Regions from separate parts of the Homo sapiens genome. Here region 1 is linked to region 2. Evidence: read pairs that join two places in POLR2A ChIA-PET (ENCODE). Cell type or tissue: B cell. All regions are shown on one strand. Each heading gives the region's core, and the rest is flanking DNA. Links, peaks and the distances in the headings are about the cores only. Region 1 overlaps CAMKMT (calmodulin-lysine N-methyltransferase). Region 2 overlaps CAMKMT (calmodulin-lysine N-methyltransferase).

Region 1 (2,920 bases), core at 214-2,713, 56 kb after region 2:
TTTCCAAAGTAACCCTTATCTTCTACTAGTTTTACACCCCGCTTGTATCTCCTAGTGACTCCCCTAGGAATTTATTGCCCGTAGACAGATCGCCTTTGTCCTATCATTTCTTCTTAAGTTTATTATTCTTCATCCAAAAAGTATAAAAGCATCTTGCTTTGGCCACTTCTTCAGACTTCACTCTCTTGTGAAGATCCCCATGTACATGTAAAACTAATAAAATGTGTATGCTTTTCTCTTGTAAATCTGCCTTGTGTCAATTTGGTTTCTAGATCCAGCTGAAGGGCCCACATGAGAGCTCAGGCGGGTTGGAGGTGATCTCTCATTACCTACACGTTATATAAATTCAGCATAGGAATAATGGTTGAGGGTAAATTAACATTGTTAAAAAGAATACACCGTAACATAAAGTACTTTAACATTTATAATATGAGACCATTTATTAAAGAAAATACCATTATATAATAATGAGGCTAATAATTTCATATGGAAATAATACTGTATTAATTCGATGTATTCATACTAACAGTGAACATGATATTTTAAATTTTGCTGTCACATAATTATGCTGCTGCTTTATGAAATGTTATACTGTCACCTAGAAAAACCCTTATTTGAGTGTAGATCTGCGATCTTCAGCCTCATATGGCAGGTTGTAATGTGTTACTGAGGTATTTTTAAGTGAAGAGGTGGGAAAAACTCCTGGCTGAGTCATAAAACTGAGGATTCTTTCTTTCCTAATCTGCCTGGAGCAAAGCTGTCTAGGCTAACACTGGCCTTTAGCAAAGAACTGAAACACTTTCCTAGTTCTACAAGGCAAATTGGGTAATGGGATGTGGTATTGGGTAATGGGATGTGGTGTTAAGTTTGGAATGAGGAGATATCTTAGGGTTGTGAGTCATGGTCCGTATTATTTTTAAGTTGTTGCTTAAAAATAAAAAAGCAACAAAAAGCAATCAAAGGGAAAGTGAGAGTTAGAAGAAGTTGAAGACCAAATAATTTTGTACTAGTCAGTAAATAGTAGTATTGTGACTACAAATGACTATTTGGTACAGGCATCTTAACTCCTCAGCTCTGTTAGCACTGATTAAAAGTGAAAAAGTTGATTCATTGTGTATTGGAATAAATAATGTCTCAAAGTTTACGCAGTGGTGGAAGTGAAACCAAAATACAAAGCTCCATTTGTGACTGAAGTTTGCTAACATTTCAAGAAGTAGGTTGAAGTGACAGTGGGTAATAGGAAAAGCAGACATATTTCTTTGCCATGAGATTTTATAGCTGTCATTGGCAGTGTGTTTTCTTAAACTGATATCAGCTACCATTTATACACTTAACAATTTCTGGTCAGATTAGGGCAGAAGGTTGTGGTACCCACATATATAAAATAGTATAATAATGTTCTATTTTTTTTTTGGAACAAATTTGTTACATGAAATGTCAGATGAGTCATTTTGCTCATGTCAGGTATTTAAAAGTAATGGAAAGATGCCAACATGGAAGCCCAGTAATTCATGCGCTGGTGTAATGGAGCAAATGAAATGCAAAGCTCTTGTACAGGTCCAATTTCAGCACCAAACGCTTACCTGTCAGTCAGCAAAATTGTCCCTGAATAAAAATGAACCCCATCTGAGAGGCAAAGCATTTTAATGTACATCACATTCTTTGACTCTATTGCGAGGTAGAAGCTGCATGGAAAGAAAGAGAATGCTGTTGAAAAAGACATTTAACAGCAACCTCTGAGCATGCTGAAAATCTCACTCGCATTACTGCCCACAAAAGGTTTTTGGTTTGCCCTTTCTCTCCTGAGCTATTGACAAACTCTTGAGCATTGCTGCCCTCCCCGGCTCTGTGTCTCTTATCTACATGGAAAGGCAGCTGATTTACTCCAGACAGTGAGAGATTTGGCCACTCAGGGATGTGGAGACCAAGTTTTAGACAGGTAACTTTATTGCTGCCTGGGTGCAGCTGGGGGATGTATTTATGGACGTGACAATTAAAAGTGTGTGTTGCACAAATCGAAAGTCAGACATACCCTTGTATAAATGATTATTGTGGTCCAAAGTGACTGCCATTTCTTTTGGAAAGCCTTTCATTTGGAATCAGTTCCCAGTTTTCTATATGAGCAAGCATCTTACAGAAATGAGGTGTCCTAGTTTTTTTTAGACCCAATTCCTGTGGTTTTTAAAAAGCAAATGGGAAAGTTAAGAATTTGTGTGCTTCAGTGCCCACGCACCCAGGGATTCTTGTACCCTACCTCTAGGAGTCATGATTTGTTCTACCTTTGAAATGTCTGTTTTCCATTTCTGTGTTTTAAGACTCTAAGTGCTTATAGGAACCCAAGCAGCTATTGAAAACCAGTAATGACTAGTTCTTCTAAATGCTAATGATTGAGAATGAACTAGCAATCAGGGCTCAAAAATAAAATAAAATAAAATAAAGTAAAATAAAATAAAGTGTGCTGAATTAGAAACGATAATAATTAAATCAAGCCAAGGTGCCCTATACTTATGACTGCACTAATGCTTGAAAAATTATGAGTACAGAGAAAATTTACATAAATCCTCTTTAAATGATGTATGTGAAAAAAAAGAAAGAAGGAAAAACCATGGTCACAGGACTGAATTTATTTTAATCCCCTGGTTCAAGTGGTCCTAGAAATAATCATACTTGTATCAATCTATATTGCATGACTTTTGTAAGATGTGAAAATAGTGTTTTTCACTAAATTGTCACTTATTATTGTTCATTTAGGGCCACTAACATAGAAAAATTTCTCAGCTACAGTGTCAAAAGAATAGGGACAATTTGATGTTTTCTTTTGATGCTGTTTGTTGATATCTAGACCACTGTAGCTTGATTGCCTAACATTAAACCTATAATAACAGTGCAATCATAGCAGTATCATCATGAATGTTGTTAC
Region 2 (2,920 bases), core at 217-2,716:
GTTGTACCATTGCTCTCCAGCCTGGGCAATAGAGCAAGATTCTGTCTCTAAAAATAAAAATAAAAATAAAATAAGATAGAATTGTGGTAAAATACATGTAACATAAAATTTACTAATGTAACCATTTTTAAGTGTACAGTTCGGTAGTATTATTAAGTACATTCACAGTTATGCAACCTCTGTTTTCTCTTCTTTTCTTTCTTTCTTTTTTTTTTTTTGACAGACTCTCACTCTGTCACCAGGCTGGAGTGCAGTGGCACAATCTCAGCTCACTGCAGCCTGCCCCTCCCAGGTTCAAGCAATTCTCCTGCCTCAGCCTGCCGAGTAGCTGGGACTACAGGCACATGCCACCACTCCTGGCTAATTTTTTGTATTTTTTTAGTAGAGATGGGGTTTCACTGTATTAGCCGGGATGGTCTTGATCTCCTGACCTCGTGATATGCTCGCCTCGGCCTCTCAAATTGCTGGGATTACAGGCATGAGCCACCGAGCCCGGCCCCTCTTTTCATTTCATATTCTATCTGTCTCTTTCTGTCTAAACTGATACAATTCCTTTAAAAATTTTGTAGGTTTACTGTGTATGTTACAATCTATCACATTAGACAAAAGCCACACTCACTAATAAGCACTTCTCTCTCTTGGGCTCCTTGTAAACCTGCTGTGGGGCAATCCCCTTAAGATACTTAGAACCCCTATTGTTATCACAGGAGGTCTTCTACACATAGCCTTAAGATCTTCAGAAGTTCTTTTGTCTGTCTGAAAGGGTTTATAATGCATTACCTTAAATCATTCTGGGGTCATTGAGGGTTTTACAGCCACACTCTGAGATGCTTTCTTGATAGGACCTGGGATTTTATTTTTACCTTGAAGGCATTTCTTAATTTGAGAAGTATTTCCTGTCTGAAGAGTCTGGGAATGAGAAACAAATTTAGTTTTTTAACGCAGCAAGTCCTGGATCCTTTACATTACCTCTAAATTTTGTTTGAGAATGGAATAGTTCATTCTTCAGTTCATCTTTCTCCTCTGACATTTTATTATGGGGAGCAAGAATAAGCCAGGTAGCACTTCCAGTGTTCCACCTGCAGAATTCCTTAGCTAGATCACAAATTTATTAAGTACATTTCCTTTTTTCATACTACCAAATTTCAAGCTGTTACACAAGGATCTTCTTTCTCCTAAGTTCCAGTAACATCTTTGTTACATTTTTTATTTATGCTTCAGTGTTAGCCTCTAGAGTACTGTTCCAAAACTAATGCCATGTGTTTTAGATTTTGTTACAACAGCACCAAACTTTTAGTAATGAAATTTGTTCTGGTTAGCTTTGCTGCATTAAAAAAAAAGCCTACCAATATTAATTGTGTAAAGTCACAACTTTTTAACTTTGCTCATAGATTCTGTAGGTCAAGAATTTGGGATAGTCACAGCAGGCATGTCTCTTCTCTGCTACATGATGTCTTGGGCTTCTGCTGGGGTCAAGGGGACCCACTTTTTTTTTTTTTTTTTGGAGACAGAGTCTCACTCTGTCGCCCAGGGTATAGTGCAATGGTGCAATCTTGGCTCACTGCAATCTCTGCCTCCCAGGTTCAAGCAATTCTCCTGACTCAGCCTCCTGAGTAGCTGGGATTACAGGTGCCTGCCACCACACCCAGCTAATTTTTTGCATTTTTTTGTAGAGAAAGAGTTTCACCATGTTGGCCAGGCTGGTCTTGAACTCCTGACCGCAGGTGATCCACCCACCTCGGCCTCCCAAAGTGTTGGCATTACAGGCATGAGTCACCACACCTGTCCAAGGGGACCCACTTATAAGATGATTTCTTTGCTCACATGTCTGGTAACTGAGCTAGGATGACCTAAAGGCTTAACTGGGACCATAGACTATAGAGTACCTGTATATGACCTCTATGGGGCTTGGACTTCTTGCATGATTGTGCTGGGTTCAGAGAAGAGCCTCCAGAGAGCGAGCATTTTTTTTTTTTTTTTTTTTTTTTTGAGATGGAGTCTCGCCCTGTCACCCAGGCTGGAGTGCAGTGGCGTGATCTCGGCTCACTGCAACCTTTGCCTCCCCGGTTCAAGTGATTCTCCTGCCTCAGCCTCTTGAGTAGCTGGAATTACAGGCATGCACCACCATGCCCAGCTAATTTTGTATTTTTAGTAGAGATGGGGTTTCATCATGTTGGCCAGGCTGGTCTCAAACTCCTGACCTCAGGTGATCCGCTCGCCTCGGCCTCCCAAAGTGCTGGGATTACAGGCGTGAGCCACCGTGTCGAACACAGAGAGCAAGTATTCTAAGAAGATCAAGTACAAGTTGTGTAACCTTTTCTGACCTAGCCTCAGAAGTCACAGAGCATCACTTCCACTGAACTCTATTGGTCAAAGCAGTCACAAGTCTGCCTAGATTTAAGGGATGGGGACATAGAATATAAAAAAATTGGGGGCTCATGTTTTAAAACCACCACAGGGGTGGTAAAATTCAAGGATAATACAGTCCATCTTCGTAGCCAGTAACATTACTCCCCAATCCCCCCATCCCATAACCAGGAGTTGCTTTTTTCCAGGACTAACGTTGGATGCTTGGAGATAATTATTTTATTAAGAATGGGAACATTTCTACCCAAAGGTGCATTATTATTATTGTTTTCCATTTTGCTAATGGTCTTCTCCTTTTTATTTTTCTTCTCTTCTTCCTCTTTCTTCTTTTTTCCTTCTCCTCCTCCTTTCTTTTTTTTCTTCCTCCTCTTCTTTCCTTTACCATTCTTCTTCCTTCCTCTTCCCTCATCTTCATCATCAAGCAGTGTACACTGGACATCCCTTAGCATCTGTTTTCATTTAGTTTTGCAGTTAGCTATGCCTTACTTCATGCTCCAGAAATACTTTTTATATCCCTCTGTTAGCCTTTATCTCATTCTGTTGGAATTATTTG

Evidence for each region. ChIA-PET counts read pairs that join two places held together with the same protein. Peaks named below come from ENCODE experiments on the same cell type or tissue, not always from the same donor. Only the 100,000 strongest peaks of a DNase experiment are listed, where the experiment ranks them.
Region 1: POLR2A ChIA-PET joins it to region 2 with 12 read pairs; 2 of 35 experiments call an interaction of 5 or more read pairs at or near these places.

The regions. Positions count from the first base shown.
Region 1 is chr2:44,577,829-44,580,748 of GRCh38, forward strand. All of the region lies in intron 3 of CAMKMT (calmodulin-lysine N-methyltransferase), which reads left to right. Among named protein-coding and RNA genes, the nearest start is that of CAMKMT, 220 kb to the left of the region's middle. In B cell, for the core only: no CTCF peak of the experiment used is centred there; no DNase peak of the experiment used is centred there; H3K4me3 peaks cover 347 bases; H3K27ac peaks cover 873 bases.
Region 2 is chr2:44,521,807-44,524,726 of GRCh38, forward strand. The region is part of intron 3 of CAMKMT (calmodulin-lysine N-methyltransferase); the gene reads left to right. Among named protein-coding and RNA genes, the nearest start is that of CAMKMT, 160 kb to the left of the region's middle. In B cell, for the core only: no CTCF peak of the experiment used is centred there; no DNase peak of the experiment used is centred there.